Linked DNA regions of Homo sapiens: region 1 is linked to region 2. Evidence: chromatin loops called from intact Hi-C (ENCODE). Cell type or tissue: GM12878. All regions are shown on one strand. Links, peaks and the distances in the headings refer to the core of each region. The heading gives the core; the rest is flanking DNA.

Region 1 (8,475 bases), core at 294-8,293, 67 kb after region 2:
ACAAAGAGGAATGTAACTTAGCACCTGGGCCTCAAGGAGCACTCTTTCCAGAAGGTGAAGGTGGCGAGGGTTGGGGGGTAGGGGGAGGGGAGACAGACAAATACATATTGACTGACAAATATAATGAAGAAAAAGAAAGCTGATTAAAGAACTGGGGAATAGCAAACAGTCCTATTTTTGAAATAATTTTTCTAGAATGAATGCATAATGATATCTGTGTAGAGTTACATTTCATTCCATTCTTATATAATATTAAAAGATGTTTTTAAAAGATAAGGTCATTACACTAATAAGAACAGCTTACTTTTTTTTTTTTTTTCAGGGATGGAGCATGTGGTAGGCAGAATAATGGCCACCCCACCAAAGCTTTCTACAGCCTAATCCCTGGATCCTGTTACACTACCTGGCAAAAGGCTTTGTGGATGGACTTAAGGTTATCCAGGTAGGCCCAGGACAATCACGTGGGCCCTTAAAAGTGGACAAGGAGGGCCAGGCATAGTGGCTCACGCCTGTAATCCCAGAACTTTGGGAGGCTGAGGTGGGCAGATCACTTGAGGTCAGGAGTTCAAGACCAGCCTGGCCATCATGGCGAAACCCGGTCTCTACTGAAAATACAAAAATTAGCTGGGTGTGGTGGCACACACCTGTAATCCCAGCTACTCAGGAGGCTGAGGCACAAGAATTGCTTGAACCTGGGAGGTGGAGGTTGCAGTGAGCTGAGATCACATCACTGCACTCCAGCCTGGGCAATAGAGCAAGACTGTCTCTCTCTCAAAAAAAAAAAAAAAAAAAAAGGACATGGAGGGCAAAAGAGTCAGAGGAAGGAATGCAGTAGAAGAAAGGGCGGGAGAGATTCAGAGCTTGACTTGCCCCACTGTTGCTGGCTTTGCAGCAAGAACACAGGACCTCAGTCCTACAACCACATGGAACTGAATTCTACTGACAACCTGAATGAGCCTGGAAGTGGCTTCTCCCCAGAGCTTAGCCTTGCCAACACCTTGAAAAACTTGAAGCAGAGAAACCAGCTGAGCCCACCAGGTATCTGATCTACTGAACTGTAAGGATGACAAAACTGTATTGTTTTGGCTGGGCATGGTGGCCCATGCCTATAATCCCAGCACTTTGGGAGGCCAAGACAGGCAGATCACTTGAGCCAAGGAGTTCAAGACCAGCCCCAACATGGTGAAACTCTGTCCCTTAAAAAAAAACAAAAACAAAAACAAAACTTTATTGTTTTAAGCCACTAAATTTGTGGTAATTTGTTACAGCAGTCACAGACAACTAATATGGAGCAGAAGAGTAAATAAATGATGTCACTTGATTTGGGCCTGATATGCTTTTTTTCTTTTTCGGACATGGAGTCTCGCTGTGTCACCCAGGCTACAGTGCAGTGGTGTGATCTCGGCTCACTGCAACCTCCGCCTCCCGGGATCAAGCGATTCTCCTGCCTCAGCCTTCCAAGTAGCTGGGATTACAGGTGCCTGCCACCATGCCCAGCTAATTTTTGTATTTTTAGTAGAGATGGGGTTTTGCCATGTTGGCCAGGCTGGTCTTGAACTCCTGACCTCAGGTGATCCACCTGCCTTGGCCTCCCGAAGTGCTGGGATTACAGGTGTGAGCCACCACGCCCGGCCTGGGCCTGGTATGTTTGGGCTCTGTGTACCCCCACAAGTCTCATCTCAAGTTGTGATCCTAAGCGTTGGAGGTGGGGCCTGGTAAGAGGTGGCTGGATCATGGGGGCAGACTTCCCCCTTGCTGTTCTTGTGATAGTGAGTGAGTTCTCACGAGATCTGGTTAAAAGTGTGCGGCACTTCCCCCTTGCTCTCTCTCTCTCCTGCTCCGCTATGGTAAGATGTGTTTGCTTCCCCTTTGCCTTCACTATGATTGTGCGTTTCCTGAGGCCTCCCAGCTATGCTTCCTGTACAGCTTGCAGAACTATGAGTCAATTAAACCTTTTCTTCATAAATTACCCAGCCTCAGGTGGTTCTTTATAGAAGTGTGGGAATGGACTAATACAGGGCCTTTGTCATATCATTGGGATAATGGATCCAAGATTTCTCAGCAGAGGGTAATAATAGGGTTTAGAAACAGGGAATCAGCCAGGCAGTGGGCTCATGCCTGTAATCCCTGCACTTTGGGAGGGTTAAGATCACTTGAGCCCAGGAGTTTGAGACCAGCCTGTGCAACAAAGCAAGACCCTGTCTCTAGAAAAATATTTTATAAATTAGCTTGGTGAAGTGGCACACACCTGTGGTCCTAGCTACTCAGGAGGCCGAGGGAGGAGGATCCCTCGGGCCCAAGAGGTCAAGGCTGCAATGAGCTGTGATTGCACCACTGCACTCCAGCCTTGGCGTCAGAGGGAAACCCTGTCTCAAAACAAAACAAAAAAAAAACCAGAGTCAAATCTCTGACCGTGATACACAGATAGTTTTCTTCCCTGCTTAAAACTCTCCAGAGCTATACATTGCCTAGATCAGGGCTTTTCTAATGGTAAAATGTACACACATTCCCTGGAGACACTGTTAAAATGCAGATTCTGCTTCAGTGGGGCTGGTGAGGCCTGAGTGTCTCCACTCTCTTGCTTCTGCCACTCTCCACCCTCACCCTTTATCACCTTGTCACCAAGCCCTTCAGGATGCAGATTCATCTACCTTGTTGCAGATATTTTCCCAGAACCTGAAAGAATGCCTGAAATAGAACAGGTGCTCAATAACTATTTGTCAAATAAATGAATAAATTGATCTTGACTCTGAGTTTTTAGAAAACAGAAAAGGAAGAGCAGAAAGGGAAATCAGGGGCCAAGGGAGGCACTTGGAAGCACAAAAAAATGGGCGGGTTGGGGGGGGGGCGGTGGTCACAGAGTAGCAACTGGAGGAAAGGCACCTCTGCAACTGTTTGAAGTTAAAGATTTAGGTGACAGATTTACGGGTATCAGATTTCAGCCTGGAGAAACAAAAACAAACAAAAAAAAACACGGAGGACCCAGAAACAAATGATTCTAACTTGCTCAGAAAGTCATATGTGAACGCAACAATAAACTGCTGATTTTCTACAGTTTTCACTACATACACACAGACAGACACGCACACACGTGTGCATATACACAGGCATTGGTGGTTTCCTTTCCTCCACACTCCATTAATATCCGGCTTGTGACCTTGTCCTGTTGATATGGTGAAACTGGGATAAATTCAGATTCACACTCTTAGCTGCTCCAAAGTGGCCTCATCAATGAGTGCTCTTCTGTAAACTCAGGGAAGGAAGTGAATGATGTGTCTGCATGTACGGCCAACAGAAATCTCAGCTGTCTGGTCTGGCATGAAAAGTCCCCTGCTTTATCGGGGTGGGAGGCCACCCCCAGGGCTGGGCAGCTTGCCTCCAGCTAGGGTTGTTTTTGTTTTGGTTGCAAAGTCACCAAGACCTCCAGAGAAACAAAGCACTGAGTTTTGTTTTTTGTTTTTTGTTTTTTTTGTCTTGTTTTGTTCTAATGAGTCAAACTTACCAGGGGACACAAAGCTGAAGTCTGCCCACAATATTTTTATGCTTTCCCCACATGAAGCAAAGTTCTAGCCAACAGCTCCCTTCCTTTTCCCACATGAGCTAATATTCTGTAGCTCCCTAGCCATGACTCTGTTTATAGCCTTGGGCTTCAAGACCAGTGAGGAGAATTGTGCTCATTATAAGACATGCCTTCCCATCAAATGTCACTTTTTTGTTTGTTGTTTTTAGGAAGATTATTTAGAAAATGAGGTAAAGAGAACCGCCCTTTTTTTTCTCTGGTGGAGAACAAACATCTGGACTTTCCCTACCTCTGATTTCAGTTTCATGACAACACTGAGCATGTGACCTGGATCTATTTCAGGGGAAACTGCAAGAACCCAGGGTTTCACCCAAAAATGAGAAGCCCATTTATTTCTGTTTTCCTGTTTCTCATGGCCACAGAGTGCACTGAGCCCTGCTGTTAGTGGCTCACTAGAATGAGGAGGTCAGACCAGGAGGAACTGGAGAAATAAGGTCCTCTCTGCACAAGGGCGTGAGTCATTTCTAAGAGGGTGTCCTGGAGAACCAAGCTTGAAGTTTGCATGTTTTTCCCCATATGACAGCAATCTTGAAAACCTTTCAAAAGGTCAGTGGAACTGACTTTGAGGGGCCCTCTGCATGACTGTGTATGAGGTCTGGAAGGAAGGAGGTCAGGGGGAAGCTGTGACACAGCTTCTGGCTAGGGCTGTGGCAAACAGGGTGCCATTAGGAGTGCAGCGCGAGTGGCTGCCAGCCCGTTCACAACACCACATGTGCGGTGCTCTCAGCCCAAGGGGCCCTCTGGGAGCTGACAGGAACACTGAGTTCATCCATCCAGGCCCATCCAGGGAGGTTCCTGAGACTCACTCCACCTGGGGGTGGGGGCTATTTTAGCTGTTACTGCATGGACTAAATACAAGAACCCTCAGCACTTTGGACCTGCTGCTTTCTCACTCAAACATTTCCACAGAAAAGTGACAGTAAGCTTGTTACTGAATCTAATTACAAGCCCAGTGTTCCCAGTGCGCAGGGCTCATGTGATACATAGTAAGTTCTACTACATGACCAGCCAAATCCTTTCACTTATTTCCTGTTACAGATGCTTGAATGCAGAGGTAGGAGCAATGGGAAACAGCAAAGGGGGTGGGGATGTTTTGAATGGTCCAGAGCAAGATGAAATCTCTCCAAATCTTATGATCCAGCTGCTATTGGCCTTTTTTTCTTACAAAATTAATCTAGACTGGCCACAGTTCTGTGGAGGATGCTTTAGAATAGGGCAGCCATGTCCTACCAGAGCCATTATCTTTCCTTTGGTGAAATAAGGACGGCCATCATGTTTTCCCCTGGGGTTTTCTCAGGCTGAGTTTCAAGATCTCCCAAACTGTTATACTCTAAATTAGCCTCGAGGTGCTCAGTTCCTGAACTCCTGTTTTCTAAAGTCCTTAATCAAAGCTAGAGTCAAATAGCAAATTTTCAAAGAGAACTCACTGAGACCACATGCTCCCAACTGACATAATGGCCAATTCTAAGATCATCTCAAAGGTCTTCTGGAGCTCATTAAAGTGGGTGCCAAATCTCCAATGAAGCTTATTGAAAACTCTTCCCAAAATGTCCAGAACTTTCCAGGTCATGGCTTTGTGTCCCTTGAGCAGGGACCTAGAATGGACATCAATGCTATAAATGCCTTATCAGGCTGTGGCCACCCTTAAAGAGAAAGAAACCACAAAAGGCCACAGTGGCACCCCATTGACCCCACACAGCACCACATTTTGCCAGCCTTATTAAATCTGATTTGGTAGATGGAATCATTTAGAAGATCCTATGGAATGTGAAGTCTGCTGCAGACTGCTGCAGGATTAAGTGCAATGATGAGTCAGATTCAAAGCTGACTGGAAAAAAAAGAATAGGGTTTCATGGACAACATACACAGGTGGTCAGTAAAGCTGCCTGTTGCATGCTGCATCTCTCTCATTCCCTCATCCACCCAACAAACACCTATCAGGTTCCTGCATGTGCCAGCCACTGTGCTCAGCACTGGGCATTCAATGCTGAACGACATAGTTATTGACTCCCAAGGTCAAATAATATATTGGTAACACATTTCTGCCCCTATCATAACTCTCCTTTCCCCACCTTGCCTGCCCAGGTCATGCTGACCTGGATAAAGAGCCAGACCTAGAGACAAAATCATCCCGACAGCTGCACAACAGGGATGATATGGCAACCTCAATTCTTGTCTGTAAATTTGTTGATACTCTTCCCATCCAGAGGTTATGGTCTCTATCCCCTCCCATTGGGTCTGGGCTGGTCTTAGGAATGCATTTCTAAGCAATAGAAAGCCACGGAAGTGATGCTGTAGAACTTGCAAGATTAGGTCAGAAAAGGTGATATAGCCTCTACCTTGCTTGCTGGGACACTTGCTTTTGGAACCTTAAGCCATCACATAAGAAATCCAACTACCCAGCAGCCACCATGCTGGCAGGCAGCTCAGGCCACATGGAAAAGCCCTGCACAGACATTCCTGTCAGAAGTCCTTGTGGTTGGGTCCTTCCAGCCCAGGTGCCAGACATATGAGTAAATGAACCTTTGCATGATTCCAGCCCCAGGCTCCTGGTTTTCCCACCTGGGGCCGTGGACTTCATGGAGAAAAGGCAAGCCGTCCCTGCTATGCCCTTTCCAAATTGCTCACCTAGAGGATCCCAGGCCCTGGAGAAACAGGAATGCCTTCAGGCACCTGATGTCTCTCCTTTCTTCCTCAGATCCCTGGGCTGGAGAGTCAAATCGTATTGCTCTCTTTCTCCTGGGCACCACTGATAGACTCGGAACCAGTTGTAGAACCAATATCCACTATTGAAAAGTGGAGAGTCAGGGACTCTTTCTGGCGAGCCCACACCCTTCATAATGTTGATTAAGAACACATACCCTGGGGACAAATCCTGGCTCCATCACTTATTCTGAGATGACTCAAACTCCCAAACTTCAACTTTTAATCTGTAAAATGGGGAGAGCAGTACACGCTTCATAAGGCTGTTGTCAGGATCACATTGAGGGAATCTAGGTAAAGTGCCTGGCATGTGGCGAATGCTCAAATGTCTTCCCCAGGAAGAAGCATCTCTTGTGACTTACCCCTTGTAAGACTTGAAAGCTGTCGTTGTTGGGTGGTGGGTCTTGATCGGGGTCAACACCAACTCTGAAAGTCACCAGGGAGAAAGACAAAGAGAAAAACAGAGCGTATTAGCTTGGCCCATGGTAGCCATGCAGGCTGCAAGTAGCCTGGAGGCTAATCATCTTCCCGAAGCATAAGGAGTGGTTAGCTAAAAGGTGAGGAAAGCTGTCATGCAGAAGTCATAAGAAAGAGGTCGCATACCACTTCAGATCCCAGAGGGTCAGAGGGGCGATGAATCCCATGTGCTCACACTCTAAGCAAGGCCGCCGGAACACAACACATGCTGGCAACTGTCCACTTGCTTTTCTGCACCAGGTGGTCCCAGTTATCAAAATGGGGGTCTCACTGCACTGGGCCCTTCCTTTGTGCTGCTTCCTCACTTCTGCCCTGGCCTGCTTTAATTTCTCTAACATTCTGTTATAAACTTTTTCAAATATACAGGGAGATGTTGAAAGACTTTAGAGTGAACCCCTATATACCCACCATCACTAGACTCTACCATTAACATTTTACTGTATATTCCTTATTACCTATCTATCCATTTCTCTATCACCCATCTTACTTTTTCTTTGGATACATTCAGATAAAGTTGCAGACATCAGAATACTTCCCCTAAATACTTCACGTGCATATTGACAAAGAGTCTCTCCTTGACCAAACTTTAGTCAGGCTCCTAGGAATTCACTTCCCAACTAGGCACTGACTTTTGGGCTTCCATGTCCATCTCAGCATAGCCCAATTTTAGCAAGAGGTTTGCTAAGTTGGTTTGGCCAGAACCGAACATCTGATTGGGTTCTTCATCCCCCCACAATCCCTCAGGTGATGTCTGATTGTCTAAGTTGGTTTGGCCACAGCCCAACATCTGAATGGCCTATCCCCAACATCTGATTGGATTCTTCATCCCCCCACAATCCCTCAGGTGGTGTCTAATCCCCTTCGCCTGTCTTCAGCAAGAATCCTATTGGGTCAGTTTAGCCAGAATCCCCCTTGCCCCTGATATTTCCTCTCAGTACTTCCCTATCCACTGACCCGTTTCTCTCCCCTGCTGCAAAACCCCATCACAGTGGTCCCTATTCCAATCGTGATGGTCCTGAACAACGTCTGCCTTACTGTTTAAATATACATCAGAATAATGTTTTCTTTAACAATATCATTAATTAGAGTCCTGACCTGCTTTCAATCCTGGTGCCCCTATACCCTCTTGCATCAAGATAGCCTTGAGAACTCACACATTTGAGAGCAACAACTAAAGACAGAAAGAAAAAGCAAAATGGCAGGACTCATTTATAACAAATACTATAAAAGCACCAGGGCAGTTGTCTTGGCTTAGAAACATACTAACTGGCACTCTATGCATCTGGCAATTTTTTTTTTTATCCTTGCACCTTCCTCATTCTGAGGCAGGATACTGTGCCATGGATGACATGGATAACACTGGGCAATGGGGGAAAGAAAAAAGATGCCAGGAAAATCCTATATCTGCCATGGAAGTTCCGACCTTCACGGCAGCCACTTGATATCAACCAAGTATGAAATGCAGCCCAAACTCCTGACAGCAGAGAGTCTAAAAGAACCTCCTGGGCCCTGCCACAGACAGAGGAGTGTGGGAAGGCCCTTGGGGTCTCTTGGAGGGCCTTGCTACTGATATAAGTGCAGAACAGGAGATTTCTAAGAAAGGAAACAAAGAGCTGCTTCTCAGCTTGCTGCTGCTAAAAAAAAAAAAAAAAAAAAAAAAAAAAAAAAAAAAAAAAAAAAACAGATCGGGGCCGTGAGACACAAATAATGTTTTG
Region 2 (8,475 bases), core at 195-8,194:
ATCTCTCTAGAGTAATCCTTGCCCCACTTTGACCAGAGCTTGGAAGCCTGTCCAGTCTTCACATTAGAAAGTCAACATTTTAAGAATGTGAAGAAGTAAGAGTGTTATAAAAGATGCCTGACCTACACCATGTAATTAATTTTCCTTTTTGTTAAGAAAATGTTGAAATTAGCAAACGTGGCTGGGGGCGGTGGCGCACACCTGTAATCCCAGCACTTTGGGAAGCTAAGGCAGGAGGATTGCTTAAGCCCAGGAGTTCAAGACCAGCCTGGGCAACATAGTGAGACCCGCATCTCTACAAAAATAAACAAAATTAGCCGGGTGTGTTGGCACATGCCTGTGGTCCCAGCTACTTGGGAGGCTGAGGTGGGAGGATCGCTTGAGCCCCAGAGATTGGGGGCTGCAGTGAGCTATGATTGCCGCCACTGCACTCCAGTCTGGGCTTCAGAATGAGTACCCATCTCTTAAAAAAAAAATACTAAAACTAAGTTCTATTACAATTTATGTTTTACTTCTCATAAAATAAATTATACATATTATCACAAGGAAGAAAAATGTGTAAAATTAGAAAAAATTCCTGTGAGAAGCCACTCTTTGCCCAGAAAATATGTTTGTTTATTGATTTATGTTTTTATTAGAAAACTCAAAAGGACCTGGTAAGTGTTCTGCCACTGGATTTCAACAGGAAATCACCATTTCTGCCCTCTGGGAGGTAGTAAAAAAGATTGGAATACCTCCTCTTTTGAAGAGGTCAGGAAGTGTGGTAGATGCTGTCCAGATTCTCCTTCTGGAATAAAGGAAGTATTCTCCAGCTGCTGGGAGCGGTGCCCACAGAAAACCCTCAGCTGTCAGCAACTTCAGTGATTGCCTTGGCTAAAAAGAGCTGCCTCACCCAAAGTTGCATCCTTCTAGGGGTCAGCCTGCATCTAATAGCTGAAAAACAGGGGGCCCAGCCCTCTCCCCTCAACAAGCGACAACTCCGAATAACCACCTCATCTTCAAAGATCACCATGTGGTAGACCAAGAGAGACAATGTTGGGCTTGTGCTGCCACCTGACTTGCCCCTCTGCCCAATCCTACATCCTTCCCTTCCCTTCAATAGATGTTGATCTCAAGGGCCCTCTCTAATAAATCTCCTGGGTGCAGAGTTTGAAACCAGCCTAGCCAACATGGTGAAACCTCATCTCTACTAAAAATACAAAAATTAGCCAGGTGTGGTGGTGGGTGCCTATAATCCCAGCTACTTGGGAGGCTGAGGCAGGAGAATCACTCAAGCCTGGGAGGCGGAGGTTTCAGTGAACAGAGATCGTGCCATTGCACTCTAGCCTGGGTGACAGAGCGAGACTCCATCTCAAAAAAAAAACAAAACAAAAAGATATCCTGGGTGCTAATCTCCAACTCAGAGTCTGCTTCCCAGAGAACTCAACCTATAATGTGAGTGAAATCACAGGGCTTGGACAAGGCTTGCAGGCAAACCCTATATCCATCCACCTTTTCATCCATTAGAGCTCAGAAGCTCAAGGCAGCTTGGGCATTGGAAGTAGAGCCATGAATACCTGGGGTTTATTTTATTTTATTTTAAAATGTATCTTTCAGTAAATTTCATTCTTTTTGGTGTATAGTTCTACGAATTTTGACAAACTCACCAAGCCATGTAACTACTACCACAGTCACGATGCAGAAGAATTCTAATTCCCCCCAAAGAACTACCTAATGCTGTCCTGTTATGGTTGATTCCTCTACTCTGTGCTTAATCCCTGGAAAGACTAATCTGTTCTCTGTCAATATACTTATGCATATTCCAGAATGTCATATAAATGGAATAATACAGAATGTAGACTTTTGAGCCGGCTTCTTTCTCACAGAATAATGTATTTGAGATTCAGCCACACGTGTCATTGTGTGTATCAATAGTCTGTTCCTTTTTATTGCTGAGTAGCGTTCCATTGTATGGTTGATCACAATTTGTTTCTCCATTCACCAGTTGCTTCCAGTTTTTAGCAATTACGACTGAAGCTGCTATCAACATTTGCATATAGGATTTTGTGTGAACATAAGTTTTCATTTCTTTTAAGGAAATATGTAGGCATGGAATTGGTGGAACATGTGGTAAATATATTTTTAACTTTATTTTAAAAACCTGCCAAACTGTTTTTCCAAAGTGGCTGAACCATTTTTGCATTCCCACTAGCAATGTATGAATGTTCCAGTTGTTCTACAGCCTGGCCAGCAATTGGTATTGTCAGTTTTTTTAAGCCATTGTAATAGGTGCATCAGTGGTATTTCATTATGGCTTTAATTTGCATTTTACTGTTGATGTTCAGCAGCTTGTTCATTTCCTTATAGACATCTGCATATCTTCTTTGGTGAAATGGCTGTTCAAATATTTTGCCCTTTTTGTTTGTTTGTTTATCACAAAACTAGCTTTATTATATTTTTCCCAGTTAGATTTCTTTGTTAAATGTCTTCACTGTCCCAGTGACTTCTGGTTCTTATTTTCTTGACGCACACAATGTCCTCAGCCTTCTTTTTTTTTTTTTTTTTTTTTTTGAGATGGAGTCTCGCTCTGTTGCCCAGGCTGGAGTGCAGTGGCGCGATCTCGGCTCACTGCAAGCTCCGCCTCCCGGGTTCACGCCATTCTCCTGCCTCAGCCTTCCAAGTAGCTGGGATTACAGGCGCCCGCCACCACGCCGGGCTAATTTTTTGTATTTTTAGTACAGACGCGGTTTCACCATGTTAGCCAGGATGGTCTCGATCTCCTGACCTCGTGATCCGCCCGCCTCAGCCTCCCAAAGTGCTGGGATTACAGGCGTGAGCCACCGCACCCAGCCCTCAGCCTTCTTTGGATTTTCTGCACGCCTCTTGACATTCCACGTTACTCTGTGCATATTCACTCTCCAAAGTGCTTGCTGCAGACTGGCTTTTCATCTTTCTTGCTCTCAAACACATGGAGTCTGAATTTCCTGCTTCTCCTTTCCCTTCCTGATTCTGCACGAGAACCCCCGCACTCTTCTGCCCTCTGCTCTCCTCTGCCACTTTAGGCTGGGAGCTCTTATTCTGTCTAACAGACCTCAAGCACCTTTTGTTTTCACTGACTTTGCCCCTAGGTATGGGTTTCTGGGCTCCATCATCTGGATTTTGAATGTCCATGTCTTGGGAGGTCTTCATGGGCTTGTTTTCATTTCAGTTTATTTGAATTCTTTCTGCTAATACAATGACCTTAGTTATTTGCTGTTCTACATCAGTCTTACTTTGGCGTCTGGAGAGCAGGGACATTCCCTTATTTTCAGGGACTGAGTCTTGTAATTCGTATTCCTCTTTGTTGGTTTTCATGTTATTGCTGTTCAGATCTTCTGCAGGTTCAATTCTTTTTGCAGAAGTCCTCAGACTTCTCTTCATGATGACCAAGGGTTCGGGTGATTTGCCTCTCACCCTGGGAGCAACCCTCTCTGCTTCTTGCTGGCTGGCAGCTCCTCTATGATTTCCTCTGGTGCAGGCATGCAGTGCGGCCTCTTGGTTCCTGTGACACTTCCATCTTTTCCACATCCCCTCTTGAAGGGCAGTGGGGGCAGGGAGGTGTTGCTTTTGCTTTGTGATTTTACAGTCTCTGGTGCCTACCAGGTCTCCCACGGGTTCTACTTTAGGGGCCTGAAGAACTCTTCTGGATATTTTTAGAGGTTTTCCACTGTCAGGTGCTTGCTTTGGAGCACTTGTAAAGCTATCAGCACCATTTGCCAGTTCCTCAGTGTGGCCTGGTGTTTGAGAGAGCTCTTGGAAGCTGGCCAGATCTTCTAGGGGTTGGGCCTTTTCCTTGGGCACTCTTGGCAATCTCCTGCTGCCAGTTACATTTTCTGGGTCCAGCTTCTGCTTTGCAGGTTGCTTAAATGCTTTCATGCCTTTGCCCTCACCTTCTGGTTCTTTATTGGTGTGCGTGGTCTCCCCTGATGTTTGTGTGAGCTTGCCGACTGCTAATAGCTCTTCTTTCACTTCTACTTTCTGGCCACAAGCCCTGGGCCATTTCTTTGAGCTTGTTGCAGTGTCTACTAGTTCTGGTGGTGATTTGCAGGGTATTTTGGTGGTTTTGTCATGAGTCATTGATTCTTCAGTATGACCTGGTGCTGGGTCTTTGAAGCCAGCCAGGTCTTCTAGGGCTTGCGCCTTTTCCCTGGGTGCTCTTGGCCATCTCCTGCTGCCACTTACACTTGCTGCTGGAGCCAGTGTCTGCTTTGCAGATTCCTTAAATGCTCTGATGCCTTTATCTTCACCTACTGGTCCTTTGCTTCCACGGTTTATTGCCCATTTTTATATTGGATTGTTTGTTTCCTCATTGTTTGGAGAGCTCTTTGTATATTCTGGATACAAGTCCTTTGTTAGATATGTTATTTATAAATAGTTTCTCCCAGTATATTGTTTTTTCATCCTCTTAGCATCTTTTGCAGAGCAACAGCTCATAATTTTCATGAAGTCCAACTTATCAAATTTTTCTGTTATGGATAGTGCTTTTGGTGTCATATCTAAGAATTATTGGCCTAACACCAGAAAACAAAGACTTTCTTCTGTGTTTTCTTCTAAAAGTTATACATCTTATATTTAGGTCTATGATTGATTTTTTTTTTTTTAAACAGGGTGTCGCTCTGTCACCCAGGCTGGAGTGCAGTGGTGTGATCGCTGCTGACTGCAACCTCTGCCTCCCAGGTTCAAGCCATCCTCCCACCTCAGCCTCCCAAGTAGCTCCCAGGCATGTGCCACCATGCCTGGCTAATTTTGTTTTTAATTTTATTTTTTGTAGAGACAGAGTTTCACCATGTTGCCCAGACTGGTCTCAAACACCTGGATTCAAGCAATCCACTCGCCTTGGCCTCCCAAAGTGCTGGGATTACAGGTATGAGCCACCAGGCCCAGCCAGGTCTATGATTAATTTTAAGTGAATTTTTGTAAAAAGTATGGGTAAATTTCTGCACTCTCTATTCTATTACATTGACCTACGTATCCATCCTTGCATCAATACCACACTGTCTTGAGTACTGTGGCTTTATAGTAAGTCTCAAAATTAAGTAGCATGAATCTTCCAATTTTGTTCTTATTTTTAAAAAATGTTTTGAATATTCTAATTTCTTTGCCTCTCCATGTAAATTTTAGAGTCACCATGCTGATATCTATAAAGAATCCTGCTGGGATTTGGACTGGAATTGTGTTGAATCTATAGATAAATTTTTAGAGTATTGACATCTTCACAATATTGAGTCTTCCAATCCATGAACACAGTTCTCCATACATTTCTAAATCTCCATATATTTAGCTCTCTTTTATTTCCTTCATCATTGTTTTGTAGTTTTCAGCACATAGATCTAGGACATATTTGTGAAATGTACACCTAAATATTTCATTTTTCTGGTTTTATTTTATTTTATTTTATTTTTAGATTGAATCTTGCTCTGTTGCCCAGGCTGGAGTGCGGTGGCACGACCTCAGCTCACTGAAACCTCTGCCTCCTGGGTTTAAGCAATTCTCGTGCCTCAGCCTCCTGAGTAGCTGGGATTACAGGCGCCTGCCACTATGCCTGGCTAATTTTTGTATTTTTAGTAGAGACAGAGTTTCACCATGTTGCCCAGGCTGGTCTTGAATTCCTGACCGCAAGTGATCCGGCTGCCTTGGCCTCCCAAAGTGCTGGGATTACAGGCGTGAGCCGCTGCACCTGGCCTTCTTTGGTATTATTGTAAATAGTACTTGTGCGGAGAAGAATGATGGCCCCTAAAGATATCCATGTCCTGATCCTTGGAACCTCTGTTTATGTTCTCTTACATAAATGGTGGCTCTCACAGATAGGTCAAGTCAATATCATGAAGATGTCAATTCTCCTTCCTATGTTATGTTATAAACTTACCAACTTTCAGTAAGAATACCAATAAGCTTTTATTCTGGACCTAAACAAGTTGATACTAAAGTTCATATGAAAAAATAAATATGCAAGAATAGCTACATGGTCTAAGTTTCTTGAACCCATCATGTTCCATTTCCACCTCATTCAGTCAGGTCCTTCTCCACCTTCAGATCTCTGCTCAAGCATCCCCTGTGGGAAGTCTTTACTACACACACACACACACACAGAGAAGACAGAGAGAGAGAGAGAGTGAGAGAGAGAGAGACAGAGAGAGAGAGACAGAGAGAGAGTGTGTGTGGGCAGATGTTTTTTTGAGTCTCGCTCTGTTGCCCAGTCTGGAGTGCGGTGGCACAATCTCGGCTCACTGCAACCTCCGCCTCCCAGGTTGAAGCAATTCTCCTGCCTCAGCCTCCCGAGTATCTGGGACTACAGGCGCCCGCCACCACACCTGGAAAATTTGTATTTTTTAGTAGAGACAGGGTTTCACCATGTTGGCCAGGCTTGTCTCGAACTCCTGACCTCAAGTGATCTACCCACCTTGGCCTCCCAAAGTGCTGGGATTACAGGCGTGAGCCACTGCGCCCAGCCCTGGGGCAGACCTTTATGTTATACACTCTCACAGAACTGCGTTCCTCTCCTTCAAGCACTTGGTTCAGTTTGGGGTTATTCACACATTAGGAGACTGATTTGGTTAAAGTTGGTCTCCTCTCTTAGGCTGGAAGGGACAACAGGGTCAGGGACTGTTTTGCTCATTGTGTACCTCCTCTGCCCAGCACAACCCCAGATACATGATTGCACTTGATACATATTTTTGAATAAATATTTGAATACATAAGAAAAAGTCTGGTCTCTAGGTCCATTGTTTTGAAAGTAGTAAAGATGTGATTTTAGCACCCCTATTTATAATGTTGGAAACCTCATGAAAAACAGAAAAGGAGATTGTAGAGGTAGATTAGAGCCAGACTGTGAAAATCCTTAGAAGGCATGTTGGCCAGGAGCAGTGGCTCACACCTGTAATCCCCACGCTTTGAGAGGCCAGGGCAGGAGAATCGCTTAAGCTTAGGAGTTTGAGACCAGCCTGGGCAACATAGTGAGACCCCATCTCCACAAAATATTAAAAAATTATCCAGGCCCGGTGACACACAGCTGTGGTCCCAGCTACTCAGGAGGCTGAGGTGAGAAGATCCTTTGAGCCTGGGAGGTTGAGGCTTTAGTGAGCCATGATCATACCCCTGCACTCCAGCCTGGGTGACAGAGCAAGATCCTGTCAGAGAGAGAGAGAGAGAAGGAGAGAGAGAGAGAGAGAGAGAGGATAGCAGAAAAAACGAATCAAAAGAAATCTTTTTTTCTTTTTCTCAGTCTAAAATGCTAGTCTTATTTTTTTCTCAGCCAAGCAGGCAGATTCTGCCTTCCCAATCTCTATTCATCTTTTTCTTTCCAACTGCCATCTATTTCAAATTCTCTGCTCTTTCATTCTGTCCCAATAGGTCTTCCTCTCTCAATCCCAATCTATGGGATCCCAGCAAGACTATTTTTGGAAAGTCATTTCTGCTAACGTTACTTACTCCCTCAATACAAATCATCAGTAGTTTGCTATCAAAGCTCAAATGTAAAGTGCTTCTTCCCAGCAGTCAATCAGACAACAAATGCTTGTTGAGCACCTACTATGTGCTTGACACCATGATAAGGTCTGGCATTCAAGACCTCTAACAACATAATTTTCAAACCTTAATGATTTGCATCATTATCCAAAGACCAATTGGAAGCCAAGACAGATTCTGAGCAGAGAAATGGCATTGACCGAAATCTATCACTGATTAAAAATTAGGCCGGGTGCAGTGGCTCATGCCTTTAATCTCAGCACTTTGGAAGGTCGAAACAGGCAGACCGCTTGAGCCCAGGAGTTCAAGACCAGCCTGGGCCACATGGTGAAATCTTGTCTCTACAAAAAAAGTAGCCAGGCGTGGTGGTGTGCGCCTGTAATCCCAGCTACTCGGGAGGCTGAGGAGAGAGGATCACTTGAGCCTGAGAGGCAGAGGTTTCAGTGAGCTGAGATCACACCACTGCGCTCCATGCTTGGCGACAGAGTGAGTCACAGTCTCAAAAAAAAAAAAAAAAATTAAAAGAGGGCAAAATAGAAACAGAGACTGGCTAGGCAGTTTCTACAGTGCTCTAGGGGACAGTTGGTCCTCTGAGCTAGGGTAGTAGCAATGGCAATGAAGATAAGTGAATGATTTGAAAGGACATTTAGGAGGTAAAACCCACCTGACTTGATGATAGATTGGATTGAAGAAGAGGGACTGAGGAAGAGGGAGATACCCAGAATGGCTCCTAAGTTTCTGACTGCATAATAGAATAGATAGTTTTATCATTCACATATTAAAATTGATATGCCATTGAGGCAACCAAGAGGGAATGTCAAGTGGGCAACTGGATTTCTAGGTGTGGAGCCCCAAGGAGAGGCTGGGGCTGGAAATGTCAATTTGGAGTCATTGAAGAGATCATAAAGTGAAAAGGAAGAGGGCCTGGGGAATCAGCTTCCCACAGCAGCAACAATGTACCGACTCATAAGACTTAAAGCTTACTCTATGGGA

The links. A loop is a pair of places that touch in the nucleus more often than their neighbours do. Peaks named below come from ENCODE experiments on the same cell type or tissue, not always from the same donor. Only the 100,000 strongest peaks of a DNase experiment are listed, where the experiment ranks them.
Region 1: a loop joins it to region 2, with 2.5 times the contacts of the local background. A loop is called at or near these places in 18 of 110 quality-filtered maps.

Annotation. Positions count from the first base shown.
Region 1 is chrX:46,624,941-46,633,415 of GRCh38, forward strand. It overlaps SLC9A7 (solute carrier family 9 member A7), which reads right to left. Exons shown (of 17, transcript NM_001257291.2): 14 at 6,646-6,709. It overlaps LOC124905182 (a long non-coding RNA gene), which reads left to right. Exons shown (of 2, transcript XR_007068222.1): 2 at 323-1,966. Among named protein-coding and RNA genes, the nearest start is that of CHST7, 55 kb to the left of the region's middle. In GM12878, for the core only: no CTCF peak of the experiment used is centred there; DNase peaks (open chromatin) are centred at 1,901, 3,522 and 4,021; H3K4me3 peaks cover 360 bases; H3K27ac peaks cover 3,412 bases.
Region 2 is chrX:46,558,470-46,566,944 of GRCh38, forward strand. It overlaps the pseudogene MKI67P1. Among named protein-coding and RNA genes, the nearest start is that of CHST7, 11 kb to the right of the region's middle. RefSeq lists an enhancer at 3,638-4,167. In GM12878, for the core only: no CTCF peak of the experiment used is centred there; a DNase peak (open chromatin) is centred at 4,012; H3K4me3 peaks cover 516 bases; H3K27ac peaks cover 593 bases.